2 separate regions of the Mus musculus genome follow, and region 2 is linked to region 1. The links are chromatin loops, found by intact Hi-C in ENCODE. Cell type or tissue: left cerebral cortex. All regions are shown on one strand.

The links. Peaks named below come from ENCODE experiments on the same cell type or tissue, not always from the same donor. Only the 100,000 strongest peaks of a DNase experiment are listed, where the experiment ranks them.
Region 2: a loop joins it to region 1, with 4 times the contacts of the local background. A loop is called at or near these places in 7 of 42 quality-filtered maps.

The regions. Positions count from the first base shown.
Region 1 is chr16:44,342,732-44,350,731 of GRCm38, reverse strand. It overlaps Spice1 (spindle and centriole associated protein 1), which reads right to left and starts at 3,331. Exons shown (of 18, transcript NM_144550.4): 1 at 3,226-3,331. In left cerebral cortex, a CTCF peak has its summit at 3,006; DNase peaks (open chromatin) are centred at 3,064 and 3,339; H3K4me3 peaks cover 1,417 bases; H3K27ac peaks cover 1,207 bases.
Region 2 is chr16:44,238,682-44,246,681 of GRCm38, reverse strand. Sidt1 (SID1 transmembrane family, member 1) reads left to right here. Exons shown (of 25, transcript NM_198034.3): 22 at 1,244-1,349; 23 at 1,437-1,547; 24 at 3,101-3,214; 25 at 4,983-6,502. The coding sequence ends at 5,045. Among named protein-coding and RNA genes, the nearest start is that of Usf3, 69 kb to the right of the region's middle. In left cerebral cortex, a CTCF peak has its summit at 3,888 (motif pointing left); DNase peaks (open chromatin) are centred at 3,876 and 7,663; H3K27ac peaks cover 381 bases.

The sequences.
Region 1 (8,000 bases):
TGAATGTCCACAATAATATTATAGTTAATAGACAAAAGTGGAAACATCTCAAAATGCCCATTAATTGATGACTACATAAATATGTGACATATCTATACAACTGGGATGTTATTTGGCAATAAGATATAAAGTACTGACACATGCTACAATGTGAATGAAGTTTGAGTATATTAACTATGAGAACCAGGAGGCAGGGCAGCCCTGTAACCTCAGGGCTCAGGAGAAGAGATAGGCAATCCCTAAATTGGCTAGCTACATTAGCCAAATTAGCAAGTTCTAGATTCAAGGGAGGTACCCTACTACAGTTTATAAGATAGAGAAGAACCAACCAAGACACCCAATATCAACCTCTGACCTACACACACACACCATATGCACCTGTGAGAAAAAGTTAAATGTAAAAAAGCAAAAAACAAGAACTGCATGTATAAACTACCTGATGTTAATATATATGCATTGATAATGAAGAGCCTTAGCACTAATCCCACAATTCCGTGAGACATACACTGTCTTAAGAGATAGCACAGCACAGTGGCTAAGAATACAGCCTGGAACCAAAGTCTATGGATTCGCTCTGTTGATAACCCTAAAATGAAGCTAATTAAATAGGTAAGCTGCTTGGAACCCCTGCCTGACACATACTAAGTCCTATTTAAGTGTTGATGACATCAGTGACAATTTTTACCTCTTTTCTCAAATGAGGACAGAATCACACTGCTCACAGTGACACAGATAACAATGAGGAGAGGAAGGAACTGACACTCAGTGTCCTGACTATAAAGTATACGCTAGGAAACCACAAACAACGGATCAACTTTGCTGGGTAAAAACAAGCAACTCTTCAAAAGGGAGGGAATTTTTATTTCAAATTATATTTAAAATATTACATTTTTTTTCATAAGTTAAAACTCTACCAGCCTCAACCCTGGAAACAGTCATGAATCTGACGCATACAAAAACTTACAAGTAGCTAAAAGGGGTTAAAGGTCCATGTGCCTGTTTACCTCTCAAAGGCAGTTGTGGGGAACTGAGGGAAATGAGCACTGTTTGTTTGAGGCATAACAGAGACTAGAGGTATTTTAAGGGCAGTCAATAAATCGCAGCACCCTGCAGAAGTGGGGCCAGTGTGGAGAAAATGAGGAACGTTAACTGCTTCCTAACGCTAAGAGTGCAAACCCTTCCTTACTTCTCAGGCACTTTCCTCTTCCGCGGCTTCCACAACACCCTTTTTCCTGCTATTTCACTACTCTTTCCTCTTCAGACTACGCTGGACTCTTTCCTTGGAAAACGTAGCCAAGGGCCCTCATCTCGGTCTATCCCTGTCCTGTCCTCCTCTTACACGTGTCCCTTCACCCAATACTGGGGAACCCTACCACACCCCCACGCACTGGATGTGAGCAATGGCAGTAAACTGCAAATGAGTCTAGTCATATGCCAACTTCCACTGAGCTTGCTTTCTGGACCATCGTGAGGTCCAACAGCCCCCTTAGTGATTCTCAGAAACCTCTCAGCAAAGCTATTCCTATACCGGGCACACAGACACATAACTAAAGGACCATAACTAGACAGTTTCTAATGAATGTTTCCTAACTGTCCCTAAAACATCAAGCGTCCTTTGCTGTGCATTCACTGCCCTTCCATACACCTCAGAGTATAGTAAGATGCAGCTCGTTTGGCACAGCCCTCCCAATCCTCTAGATCTAGATACCTAACTGTTTGACTCAGTTACTAAACTTAGAGAATTGCCATCCTTCTTGTTGCTCTGGCTTAAGCGTAAGCATCGCCTCTGGTTCCTAACTGTCTCTTTGTCTGCTATGTAACACAATCTATAAATCCTTCCTTGAAATATCCCGCCCATCTGTCCGTTCTTTTCCATTTCTACTAGGAACAATTCTGAACAGCCTGTTATTAATTTTCCTGTAAGGTTTTCTTCCCATTCATCCATCCACTCCACGTTATCAAGTAACTTTCAACGTGCTTGCTAGGCACCAAATAAAACAAAACAGAGAAGTAGCCTGTGCCCTCTCAGAGGTACGTTTCTCAAAAGATCATAACTAAACAACTTCTTACAAAAGGCAAGCCTGAAAGTTAATTCTTTGTGTCAAGGAAGTTCCTAATCTTCAATACACATGAAGAAAAGCTGCCTCCTCTCCTTAATTCCCTCCACAAAGTCGGGCTGAAAATAAAGAGTAAATAAAAGAAAATCAGAATGCTGGGCAGTGGTGGCCCAAGCCTTAAATCTCAGCACTTGGGAGGCTGGGGCAAGCAGATTTCTGAGTTCGAGGACAACCTGGTCGACAGAGTGAACTCCAGGACAGCCAGGGCTACACAGGGAAACCCTGTCTTGAAAAAAACAAAAAAAGAAAGGGGGATGGGGGGAGAAAATCAGAAAGAAAATGTTCTCTGCAAGTGGGTGTGTGTGTGTGTGTGTGTGTGTGTGTGTGTGTGTGTGTGTGGAACATTTACAGAATTTGTTTCAGTCTGAACAATAACAGTCTAAAAGCTAACTGAGGGCCCCTGCAATTTGAGGGCTATACAAAAGACCACTGGAAGCCCTTGCCTGCTCTTAAGGAGGGATGGTGGAATTCTACCAGATTTACCTTAACTAGTATGAAAACAAACTGGGGGACAACCAGAACACTGTCCCTGCCATCAATCTTACCCGGATACAGGGATACAGGGATCTCAACGTTTTACTCCCTCGTAAGATTTTAATGGAGCCCACTGTAGAGAAAAATCCAACTTCAAGAGCTGCTCTTCGTGCGGCCCCAGTTTTCCCTCCCACCCATACTGAGACCCAGCTGTGACCTTCACAAGCAGTGCCATGCACTGTCTGGAACAATTTCCTATTTTTGACTCCCAAGCTCAAGCCTGTCCCAAACTTTCAAACGGCCCCTTCCTTAGAAACCCTCACCTAAACGCTCAACTTAAAGGACGCGCCCTGTCCCAACACCCGATACTCTGCCACTCCCTAGCGGGACAGTAAACAACTGCATCACCCGCCGGCCTCGGGATTTCTCCCGCCAGCAGGGTGCGGGAACGCGGCGCGCGTGCGCGGGGCCCGCTGTCCCGCGGGGGATCCAGGCGCTCCCCGGAACCGCACTCTCAGGCTCTGCGAGGCGAGCGGCCGGCCCTGGGGTGCGCACGCCCACCCGGGCGCCGAGACCCAGGCGGAGACGCCGGCCGCTTCTCCTCGCCCTATGCCCCCGCTTCACCCCAACCTGCCTTGCCGCTGGCCGACTGTGCCTCCGCCCCGACTAAAAGTTCAGCCTCCAGAACCACAGAGCCCGCCACGGGGGAACGCGGAAAGTGGCTTCCGGGCCGTTGCCTGGGTTACCAGAGCTCCGCCCCCACGCCTTTGCGTACATCCGGCGAGCTCCTCCGAGGCGACCCAGAGGCGGTACTGGCGTGGGGCTCTGCAGTTCTCACCCAAAGGGCCAAATGGCGCGCCTGTCATAAGCCTCTAGAAGTCTCCAAAAGAAACTTGCACACCAACCTCCACATACCGCACTTCCTTGCCTTAACTTTTGATCGTTTGCTTAGAAATATGTCTTGCTACCTCCCAGTGGAGCCAAACGCGCTAGGTTCACCGGGAACTAAAACTGACCCTGCTCTCAGCAAGTTTACAACCCCATAGCAGCAAGCTATTGACGACCGAAATGTATAAGGTGAAAACTGTATACATGCTAAGAAGGAACTGTACAAACTAGATAGTGACCTTATGGGAATATTTCAATATCGCAGGAAAGCTGAAATGAAAGGAGGAGTAGATTATTTAAAAAGAAAGAGCATTTCTACAGAGGGAATTGCCTGTGCAAGGATGTACGTCAAACTGCAATGGAGGAATAGAAGTTGAGAAAACTTGGTGATTGTGCTTGGGTGGAGGCAGGATGTGCATAACTTCATAAATCATGTTAAGGACTTTACAATGAATGTCTTACCCTTGATAAGTTCCTTGGAAACCCCTGACCTTCAATTGTTAAGGGGAAAGCTACACACGGATCAACAGGTGTATATTCAGTGTCATCCAGGTGCAATGAACTGCCTTCTGAGACTTTCCACTCTGATCCAATGTGGACGTGTTGTCTATGTAATCGTCATCACCCCTTCCTCTCCAACTTGCTGTAGTCACTTGCCAAGTAACCAGCACTGGCTCTCCTAAGTGCTTGTCCATGCTGACTCATGCCCCCCAACTTTAGGTAAGCCCCTACCTAAAGTTGATGGAGCATCCTGTTAGGTCTCTGCTCCGTTAATTCTCTCACTCCCCTAGATAACAGTAGTATACTTTCTTATTTATCTCCTCTAACCTCATGCCAGTCTATGGACTTGCTTCTCATTTCGTTTTTAACACTGAATTAATTTCAGAAAACTTAAATCCGCTTCCATCACTGTTTCTGCCTTCTATCAACATATTTACCCACAGAGTTCATCTTTTCCTTCAACTTCCAAAACCCAATGAAACATGTGTGCGCATGCACACACACAAGAAAACTACAAAGTACATAATAATCAAATCAATCAAAACTAGTGATAAAGAAAAAAAATCTAAAAACATATGTGCACAAGAACATAAAAAGGGTATATAACAATTTCTCTTTAGAAACAAACTAGACAGTAGGACAATAATATATGTTGTTCCACTTGCTTCCTTGTTTTATTCTTTTCCATATATATATATATATATATATATATATATATATATATATATATCTTGTTTATTTTATGTATTTCATACCTATTAAAATGCATTTTCTTTAGAAAAATAATTAGCAAACTGATTCTGAAATTCTTGTGAAAGACCTACAATAGCCAAAATCAAAAGAACAAAATTTGATTTCTAAACATGACTGATTTTAAAACTTATTATGAAGATTATAGCAATCATAATGTCATGATATGGATCGACAGTTATACTGTCTGGGTTTGTGTGTCAACTTGACTCAAGCTGGAGTTATCACAGAGAAAGGAGCCTCCTTTGAGGAAATGTCTCCATGAGATCCAGCTGTAAGGCATTTTCTCAGTTAGTGATCAAGGGTGGGAGGGCCCGTTGTGGGTGGTGCCATCCCTGGGCTGGTAGTCTTGGGTTCTATAAGAAAGCAAGGTGAGCTAGCCAGGGGAGGCAAGCCAGTAGCATCTCTCCATGGCCTCTGCATCAGCTCCTGCTTCCTGATCCAGTCCTAACTTCCTTTGATGATGAACAGCAATGTGGAAGTGTGAGCTTAATAAACCCTTTCCTCCCCAACTTGCTTCTTGGCCATGATGCAGGAATACAAACCCTGACTAAGAAAACAGTCATTCAAATATATCAATGAAGTAAAGCAAAACTCAAAGTAAACTCATACAAGTGTAGAAAACTAATGTTTCATAAAGGTAGTTTAGTGGAGAAATGGTAGCTTTAAAAAATGAATCTTAGCTGGGCGTGGTGGCACACGCCTTTAATCCCAGCACTCGGGAGGCAGAGGCAGGCAGATTTCTGAGTTCGAGGCCGGCCTAGTCTACAAAGTGAGTTCCAGGACAGCCAGGGCTATACAGAGAAACCCTGTCTCGAAAAACCAAAAAAAAAAAAAAAAAAAAAAAAAAAAAGAATCTTGCTGGAATAGTTATATTTCCATATGCAAAATAATGGATCTAAACAGTATACTGATCACATTCAATAAATTAATCAAAAAAGGAATACAGGACTGGGGATATAGCTCAGCTTGAAAAGTACCTCCTGCCTAAAATGGAAAACCCGGGTTCCATCCCCAGGCCAGGCATGGTGGTGTACATTTGTAATCTGTGGTGGTTAATTTTAAATGCCAACCTGAGAAGAGAGCCTCAGTTTAGAAATCACCTATATCAGATTAGCCTCTTGACAGTCTGTGGGGAATTACCTTGATTTTTGATTGAAGTAGAAGAGCCCAGCCCACTCTGGGTGGCAGTTCATCCCTGTATTTTTTTTTTTTTTTTTTTTTTTAAGGATAGATGAGGATAAGCCAGCTAGCCTGCAGTATTCTCTGTTTCTGCTGTGCCCTTTGGCTGGACAAGTGAGTTCCAAGGTCTGAGGTTCTACTGTGTGGAATAGCAAATATGTCAGCCTTCAAGTTCTTGCCCTGAATTCCTGCCTTGAGTTCTCCAATGATGAACTGTAATCTGGAATTTTAAGCCAAGTAAACCTTTCCCTCCTCTGTGTTACTTTTGACCAGGGTGTTTTTACAGAAGTAAAGGCAAAAGAAACTGGACCATAAGCCTGGTGCTGGGAGGCAAAGACCCATGGACCCTGGAGTTCATCGGCTAGCCAGTCTAGTTGGATTGAGTCCAGTGTCAAAATATAACATTGAAATTTGTGAATTAATTTGCTTGACATTGACCTCTAGCTTCCACGTGTGCAAATGGACAAAAGCAGAAAATATTGAAGAACCTATGTGGGTTGGGCAAACATAATCCATAAATATAAGATAAACTGGAATTCATTAAAATTGAATTTTTTCTCACACTTCCTGTTAACAAGTCAAAAAGCCCATAGACTAATACAAGTATTTCAATTAAGGACTTATATTTTCATATATATAAAGATATCTCAAGGTGTCTGGAGCCCACTGTGTGATACAGTCATCCCAATTCTGGATCTTTATCAAAGAGGAAGGAAAATATGGTCCTACAAAGACTTATACATGCAAGCCTGCAGCAGCTTTGTTTGTAATAGCCAAAAGCTGTTATCTCAGATAAACACTCATCAACAGATAAATGGGAAAACACATTGTTACATATCTACACACGGAAACACTGCACAGTCAGGAATAATAACAAACTATTGCTACAGAAGCCTTTATGTATATCATAGTTACTGTGCTGAATGGAAGAAACCAAATAACATATATTCTATGGTTCCATTTATATAAAACTTGGGGAAAATGAAAACCAATAAAGAGTGGCAGTAGGTGAGTGGGCTCTTGGGATAGGACGGAGCCAGTTAGACGAGGACGAAGGAATCTCTGGAAAAGGATGGATATGATCCTGTCCTGGTGGCTTCACAGATTGTGTGTGTGTGTGTGTGTGTGTGTGTGTGTGTGTGTGCGTGCACGCAAAACAGGTGTTGTTTTTAAAAACATTAAACTTGTGGAAATTGACATATGTCATTTGTACCTTTTGTACCTCAAGAAAGCTATTTTTTTACCTTTTTTTTTTTTGGCTTGTCCTAATATGCTCCCAAACCACAGGACACCCACTATCCATTCAATCCCTCTTCAGCTCCCCAGTGCCAACACCTAACCAGAGAATCCCCAAAGCCTTGTCTTTATTTCACCATAAACGTTTTCTGCTCTCTAGCTTTTCTTTCTTTACTTTTAAAACACTTTTTTACGATTTTATTGTTGTTGTGGAAATCAAATTCAGTGTCTTACTTCTGCTAGACACGTGCTTTACCAGATTACAGCTGTCAAGCCTAACCTGACTTTGAGTCTATACCAAACACAAATGACAGTGGTTGGGTTTCTTGCTATGCCAATCTCTGAATCAATGACACCTTTTTATTCTCAAAAGAGGTCAGCTGATAAGTCTTCAATTATTTCTACCACTTTGGCTGTGGAAGATTTTACTCTATTGTTTTATTCTTAAACTAGGAAGACAATCTTGAGTATCACTGTAAGAATAAACATTATTAATACTTCCTGATTTTTACAGTGTGAAGATTGAAACTAAAATATGTTATATGAATCTCTGATCAATTCTGGGAGGAAAACCAATACGGAAACTCTCAGTTGTGATCAAATCCCAACCATCAAGAGGAGGATGCTGCAGGAATTGTTGGTCCAATTCTGTTGTTATCTATGGACAAGCTGTTGACCATTTGAACGTTCAGTCAAACCAGCTGCTTCTTTTGCTTTATTCTCTTGCTTGGAAGAGCTTGGCCAGTTCAGGGAAGACTAGAAGCAGACTTTTTCACCATTAGAAGATTCTCTAGTCTTGTCTATAGTCAACTGTATTATAAAACGTAAACTTCCCAGTGTGTTCTCATCATG
Region 2 (8,000 bases), 100 kb after region 1:
AAGATACAATTGTTTTGTTTTATGCTATGTTCGCTTTTCTTGAGACAGGGTCTTGCTATCTAGTCCTGACATATCTGGCCCTTACTGTGTAGCCCAGGATAGCCTCAAACTTATGGCAGTCCTCCTGCCTCAGCTTCCAAAGTGCTAGGATTACCAGTATACATGATCCATCACACTGTGGGTTTTAAACGTATATTATTTTTAAACAGGAAAAAATCCTTTAAATAAGGAGATGAAGAAGAGTTACATGCCATACCAGGTATGGTGACATGGGCCTTTAATCTCAACACTTGGAAGGCAGAGGCCAGCCTGGTCTATAGAGCAAGTTTTAGGTCAGCCAGGAATACACAGAGAAACCCTGTCTTGGAGAAGACAGGTTACAAATATTTTGTTATACTGAATAGAATTTTAAAACAAATTTAAAGTTAACCTTCAGACAGAATAAACATTGGTGCTAAATTAAATATGGACAGTTGCGTAAACTCATAACATCTGTCAAGCCAATTACTAGGGTAATCATACTTGCTGCAATCGTGTCTGATGAACTCATAATTTTTTCCCAAGGATTTATTTTATATGTGAGTACACTGTGGCTGTCTTCAGACACAACAGAAGAGGGCACTGGATCCCATTACAGATGGTTGTAAGCCATCATGTAGTTTCTGGGATTTGAACTCGGGACCTCTGGAAGAGCAGTCAGTGCTTTCAACCACTGAGCCATCTCACAGCTCTAACTAATAATCTTAAATGTAAGCAAATGTGGTCTATCCCAAGTGTTCACTTATCCCCAACAGTGCTGTTTATACTCATGAAAAAAACTAAAGGATTCTGGGAAAACAATTTTACTCAGAAAGGAAAGATGGCTCTTCACATCTTATAAGAACTTTGTGAACCCACTAGAAGTGAATATAATAAATTAAAAGTTTTATCATTCATTAAGTTGTATAATTGTCACTCAGCATCTAAAGACATTTCAATTACCAGAGGACCACGTGTACACGGTGGTCCTAAAAGATGATGTGGCCAAACAACATGGTGGCCATCTTGACTTGTGTAAATGCATTCTAGATGTTCACACAATACCACACCCACCTGCTGTGCATTTCTCAGAATGTAGCCCTGCCATGAAACAATGCAGGCCTATATTTAAAAGTGTGTTATCAGTGAACGCCCCAGCAGTGGTTAAGGATCCACTCGTGGTACCCCCTTTTACCTTCTGCTAACACTCTATCCGCATCCACAGTGCCTTCTTTGGATTGATCTACCGGCCCAGGGACTTTGCCTCCTACATGCTGGGCATCTTCATCTGCAACCTGCTGCTGTACTTGGCTTTCTACATCATCATGAAGGTGAGCACTCGTGCGCGAGGAGCTGGCCGCACCAGGGGCCTGCCGGCAGCTGAGGCTCCAGCTTCAGTGGTTTCCATCTCTCCACAGCTTCGAAGCTCTGAGAAAGTCCTCCCGCTACCAGTCTTCTGCATCGCGGCCACTGCCGTGGTGTGGGCTGCGGCACTGTACTTCTTCTTCCAGAACCTCAGCAGCTGGGAGGTAAGAGCCCTGCTCCTTCCTTCCTCCCTTCCTCCCTTCCTCCCTTCCTCTCCCTCTTCTTCTCCCTCTCCGTCTCCCTCTCGTCTTCTTATCCTTCTCCTCCTCCTTCTCCTTCTTTCTCTCTCTCTTCTTCTCCTCCTTCCCCTCCACTTCCTCTTCCTCCTCCTCCTTCTCCTCCACTTCCTCTTCCTCCTCTTCTTCCTTTCTCCTCTTTCTCCTCTTTCTCCTCTTTCTCCTCTTCCTCTTTCTCCTCCTCTTCTTCTTCCTCTTTCTCCTCCTCCTCCTCCTTCTCTTCTTCTTCTTCTTCTTCTTCTTCTTCTTCTTCTTCTTCTTCTTCTTCTTCTTCCTCTCTCTCTCTCTCTCTCTCTCTCTCTCTCTCTCTCTCTCGCTCTCTCTCTCTCGGCAGTTCTTGCTTCATCATGCCTTTTGTACCTTCCTCCCTCTCTTGCTCTTTTGCTTCTTATGTTTCCCCATTATCTAAATTCACAGCTTCTTCAGAAGAGAGAAGGTTTAATGAGCACACTTAGTCAGCAAGTGACCTTACTGAGGTCATGCTACATCAACTTGAAAGCCCTGTAGATGCCACAAACATCTTCTTCACTGTCTCCTACAGTCTGTTTGCAGAAGATATTTAACACTTGATTACCATATTGTCACGGTCTCTCTCATCATAGTCGTCATCCATCAAATGCAGGGGTGGAGCAGGGCAGAGCAGGGCAGGGTTCTATGTCTGTCTTGTAGGCAGGAAAGCTGATGTCTCATAAAACCAGTGCTGTGTCTGAAGCACATGCGTGAAGTCTCAACTCTACCACAGCATCAGCACATCTGATTTTAGAACAGTTGTATGACCCCAGAAAGAAAACTAGTGAGCAGCCATTTTGTTTCTTCTTGAAGTAGTAGCACTTGCCAGCCATTACCCCGCCTTCTATGGCTATAGAGTGGTCAGTCTGGGCATTTCCTAAAGCAGTGGTCCCCAAGCTTCCTAATGCTGCGACCTTTTAACACAGTTCCTCATGATGTGGTGAGCCCTGACCATAAAATTATCTTGTTGCTTCTTCATAACTGTAATTTTGCTAGTTATGAATTATGATATCCATAGCTGATATGAAAGATCTGATGTATGACCCCACCCCCAGCCCCAAAGGAGTCCTGACTAACAAGTTGAGGACCACTCTCCCAGAGGTAGACCCACATACCATGTGCCCCTGAGCCTGGTTTTATCCATGCAGAGTACAGTGTAACAGTGTCTAGGTCCTCCATGGAGTGGCCCTGCATCAACATGTCCTCTAATTACTGAAAAGTCTTGCCCTGCGGGACACAGTACAGTACGTGTAACCAGTCCGTTCATCTCTTGATGGACATTTGAGTTATCTCCATTCTGGAACTATTATACACATTGTTATAATAAACGTTGCTTTGAGCTACTGTATGCACAATCCTTGAAAGCTGACTTTCTGGGCGCTTAGTAGGATTTTTGTAGCTTCCTCAAAACCAAACCCTGAAATACTCAAACCATGGGATTCTTGCCTATATCTGTCGCACTTTCCCCACAGGGGACCCCTGCAGAATCCCGGGAGAAGAACCGTGAGTGTGTCCTGCTGGATTTCTTTGATGACCATGACATCTGGCACTTCCTCTCTGCGACTGCCCTGTTTTTCTCATTCCTGGTGAGTCAGCTGGGTCTCCCCCTGTCTTAAGTCTCACAGTTCCCTTCTGCTCCTCGAACCTTTATTCCTTCTGGTTATTTCCTGCAGTTCTTCATTGCAAGTCAATGCACTCACCATCTCGTGGTTTTGGTTTTTTGTTTTGTTTTGTTTTGTTTTACTGTAACCTTGTGTGATATCATAACTTTCATTTTCCTCTACTTTTCAATGTTTGGACACACAGAGTGACCAAACTCTTTTCCTTAAGTTGCACAGTGCCCTTGGATGGAGTTGGTTATTGGATTTAAATGCTCAGAATTCCCCCAGGAACCACTTAGGGCACTCACTAATTCATCCGTGGACTTCCTCCTTTTCATAATAGACTCTCTTCCTTCCCTTCCTCCAGTCGTCTCACTATGGATTTTGTGAAGATTAAGTTCCCAGAGAAGCCACCTAATGAGCATGTTCCAAATCTAGGGTCCCTGTAGTTTGCTGTGCCCCTTCCCAGTATCCATGAGTAGACATGCTTCTAGAAGATGACCACCGTCAGCATTTAGTCCTCCCCCTCCCCCTAATTAAATGTCTGTGGTGCCTGAACACAGGCTGGGGTGATAACTGGGTTGTCACTGCAAGATGGCTTCAAGCCCTCTGAGGCCAACCATGCAATCACACAAAAGCAGAGCATGGCTTCCCTCTAGTGGCCAGTGTGGAAAGTTCAGCCAATCTCTCTGACCCTTGGACTTTTCCCATAGGGGGACAAAAGATAACAAAATGGAGCTAGTGGTTCTGTGTAGGGTGGGAATTGAAGTGCTCTCTCCCTCTCCCTCTCCCTCTCCCTCTCCCTCTCCCTCTCCCTCTCCCTCTCCCTCTCCCTCTCCCTCTCCCTCTCCCTCTCCCTCTCCCTCTCCCTCTCCCTCTCCCTCTTCCTCCCTTCCCCTTCCCTCCCTACCTCCTACTTCCCCTTCTCCCTTACTTCCTTTTTATTTTAATTTTTTCTTTACATAAATTACATCCCAACTGCAGTTTCCCCTTCCCCCACTCCTCCCAGTCCATCCTTCCTCCCTCCTCCTCCCCTAGATCCACTCCTCCTCTATCCCCACCCCCACCCCCCAAAAAAGAGCATGCTTCCCAGGGATGTTACCTGGACAAGGAATAATAAGTTACATAAAAATAGGCACAAACCTTCATATCAAGGCTGAACTATGTGACACAGTAGGAGGAAAGGCGTCCCAAGCACACAAAAGAGTCAGAGACACCCAAACCCTTGTTAGTGGCCCTACAAGAACCATATATGGGCCGGGCGCAGTGGTGGCGCACGCCTTTAATCCCAGCGCTCGAGAGGCAGAGGCAGGCGGATTTCTGAGTTCGAGGCCAGCCTGGTCTACAAAGTGAGTTCCAGGACACAGCCAGAGCTATAAAGAGAAACCCTGTCTCGGAAAACAAAAAACAACAAAAGAAGAACCATATATGGAAGACCTAGCTCATACCCGTACAGGGTCTGTCTGTGATTGTTGATAACCTCTGGGAGCTCCTATGATCCCTGCTTAGTTGATCCTGTGGGTTGTATTCTAAAATTCTTCCTCCCTCTCTTCTTGTACAGCGATTGCTATACTTCATTTCCCTTAGTCACCATCCAGGACACTTACCCAAGTATTTTACCATCCTCTGGCCTGAGCTCCCAACCTTCACAGATACAATTGTGAAATAGACTGTGTTCTATCTCATGTGCCTTCTTCCTGTTTAAGATCCTTTCACGGATGTTCTCTTCCCATCTCCAACCCTCTCACTCCAGGTGCTGTTGACCCTGGATGATGACCTGGATGTGGTCCGGAGAGACCAGATCCCTGTCTTCTGAGCACCCAGCATCACAGGGGGAAGACGGAGCAACCCACCTTGGTGCTGTTTTGTGGAAAACACGGTGAGTGTAGCAGCTTGCCCACTGCCAGACGCTCCACCTGCCTGGAGGGAGTCAAGGGTGTCTGAATTCACACAGGAAGAGCTTGGGACTGAACTAAACCTCAAGAATGGTAGAAGGGATGCCCTGTTGCGCACAGAGACATAGTCTGGAGGCTCAAGAACCTCTGTTTGCAACGTAGAGTTCAGTCTAGACACAAGCTGCATCAGGCCAGCTTCTCCACCTGGCCCCTCCCATCCTCATAGATATTGACCAGAGAAACCAGCTACTCAGACCTCCCACCTAGAACCTTCAGTGTGGCCACTTCCACACCTCTGAGACACCTGCTGCTATAGAAGGCCAAAGCACCATCGAATTCTTCCCCGGCCTCTTAGGGGACCGAACTCCTCAGAATACGGTGCAGAAGTGGGACCAAGTCCCCACCCAACTGGAGACAGACATTCTAGTAAGTCAAGCTAAGTCACCTCTTCAGAAGGAATGCGGAATTCCTGGCAGGGCTGGGAATGCTCTGGGATGGGATGTAGACATGCACACTTCTGAACGTTTGTGGATCCAAGGCCTGGGTGATTACCTGCTTCTTCAGGTCTTCATCTCACTGTTGGATGCTGACTCTGCACTCTGATGCGGCCTTCTTAGAAGGTCCCTCTTTCTCCCTAGACTTCTAACAGCTCCAAGATGGACACAGATGGAGAAAATGCTTTCCACAGCAGTGGAAGTGATGGACAGCGCTTAGTGGCTGAGCATTAGACAGGCAGCATTCACCTCAGTGACTCTGGATCCTGGAGCAAAAAAGCAACCGTGCTTGGTGGTCCCCAGACACACAGCTCAATCTATGCCCATTATAGCCTTTTCCCGGGATTACCCTGCTGTCCTCCACACCTGAACCTGTCACTTACGCAGATCAGGGTTCCCGACTATCTGCCCAAAGTTCCCAGCAGTAACTCAGGATGGGCACGTGCTCCTCCCTCCCCCCACAACTGGATGAGTCACAGAGGTCATGACTAATCACCTCTTACAGGATCCCATTCTCTGTTCCCAGGAGGATGTAAAAGAAAAAACAAAAAACAAAAAAGCGCAATGTTCGAGCTTTCTTCTCTCATGCCACCTGGCAAACTCGAGGAGAAGCCCCATTTTGATCAGGCTTCCTGGTTGTGTGGAGTATGATGTCATCAGAAAATAGACATATAAGTGTGTGCACACATGCCTACTTGCTTGTGAAATCGAAGTTACTCCTCACCTGTGCTCTCTTGAGCATTTAGTAAGGAAGTGGATGGGGCAGGCCTCTTTTTGAAAAACTATCATTCTTTCTTTCAAATATCTGTGTTCAAATATGTGTTTTGGACGTTTGAACAGCAAGCTTCTCCTGGTTTTAAAAATTCAAAGATAATTTCCATGAATAATTTTGTGCCGTCTTTCTTCCTAGAATGCTCTCTCGTTCGCAATTTGTTTTCTATTATTCTTCGTTATTTCAAAAACTTGTTGGCCTCCATGGGTCATATGAAGGCTATCAATTAGATGGTTGTCCTAGTCAAACATCTTTAAAAAAAAAAAGTTCCAAACAAGTGAGGTTTTGTGGCTCATGCCCTTAATCCCAGCACAGGCAGAGGCAGGTGGGTCTATAAGTTCAAGGCTAATCTGGTCTATAAAGTGAGACCCTGTCTCAAAGCAAAACAGAAAACGTTCAAATCTGGTTGCTTATGGCTGCCTTGAGCTGATTCTTTCAAAGCAGTCCTCCTGGTTTGGCATCCTAAATGGACCCACTAAGGAAAATATGAACAGTAACGTCCATCCACACAGTCCCGTGGCCTGAGCAGATAAATATAAAGGCACACGTATCTGTCTTGGAAATTTGTTTGTGGGCAGAGAGGCAATGGAAACAGGAAAACAGAAAGGGCCCCATGAGGAGGGAAGAAGGGAGGGTGACTGTGCCTCTGTGTCCCAGTGCTCTGTGGTGTCCTGGGCTGTAATATTCACATGTCCTGCTCATTTCTGTTCTTTGTAGCAGGCTAAAGAACCCCAGACCAAACCTGCCTTTAAAAATAGACCTTCTAAGTCACATGTTGCTGGTTCTTTCTACTGCACAGGTCTTATGGTTGGACATCAGTGTGCTTCATCTGGGACATTAGAGTGAGTGCTGGGTTAGAGGAGGGCCATGGGAGCCTCAGGATCTAACACACACACACACACACACACACACACACACACACACACACACACCCTCCTCCCTCCATGCCTGTGCTAACTCTCCATCAAGTTTCTGCCCTTTGCCTCTTAAAAGCAGAGGCGAAGCTAACTGTGAAGTGTGGACAGTCTTGGCTGAGGACTCGCAGAGGTAAAGAGAGCTGCTCAGTTGGAGTGGAACAGAGATGCAACAGCCAGAGGAGCGAGGCTGTGCCTGTAAAATACGAGACCTTCCCACCTCTGACAAACACTGGGGCGGCAGCTGCACCTGTTCGCGCTGGATGCCTGGGAGATTCGCCTGGTTTTATTTTAGCCTGGTTCAAGAGGAGCCGGTGGAAAACTGGAGTCTATCTGGGGAAGGGACTTTCCATGACTAAAGGCAATCCCTGAGCCAGCAACTGGGGATGAAAACAGTTGCAGCTGCTTTCCTGCTAACTCCGGGCAGCCTGCAGAACGTTCTGTGTGTTTGCAGAATGCATGTGTCAGCACATCAAGTGATACTCAAATGTTTCTCCTTCTGAGTGACAGGCACCCTGTCTGAAACTGTGGGAGGAAAGGCAGCAGCTAAGAGACTTTTGTATGTGTGTGTGTGTGTGTGTGTGTGTGTGTGTGTGTGTGTGTGTGTGTGAAAGCAACAGTCAAGCCTAAGAGAGACCACAGAGTCAGGCCTTTAGTCTGTGAATGTCAGCCTACTGGCTGGGTGACCCCAGTTAA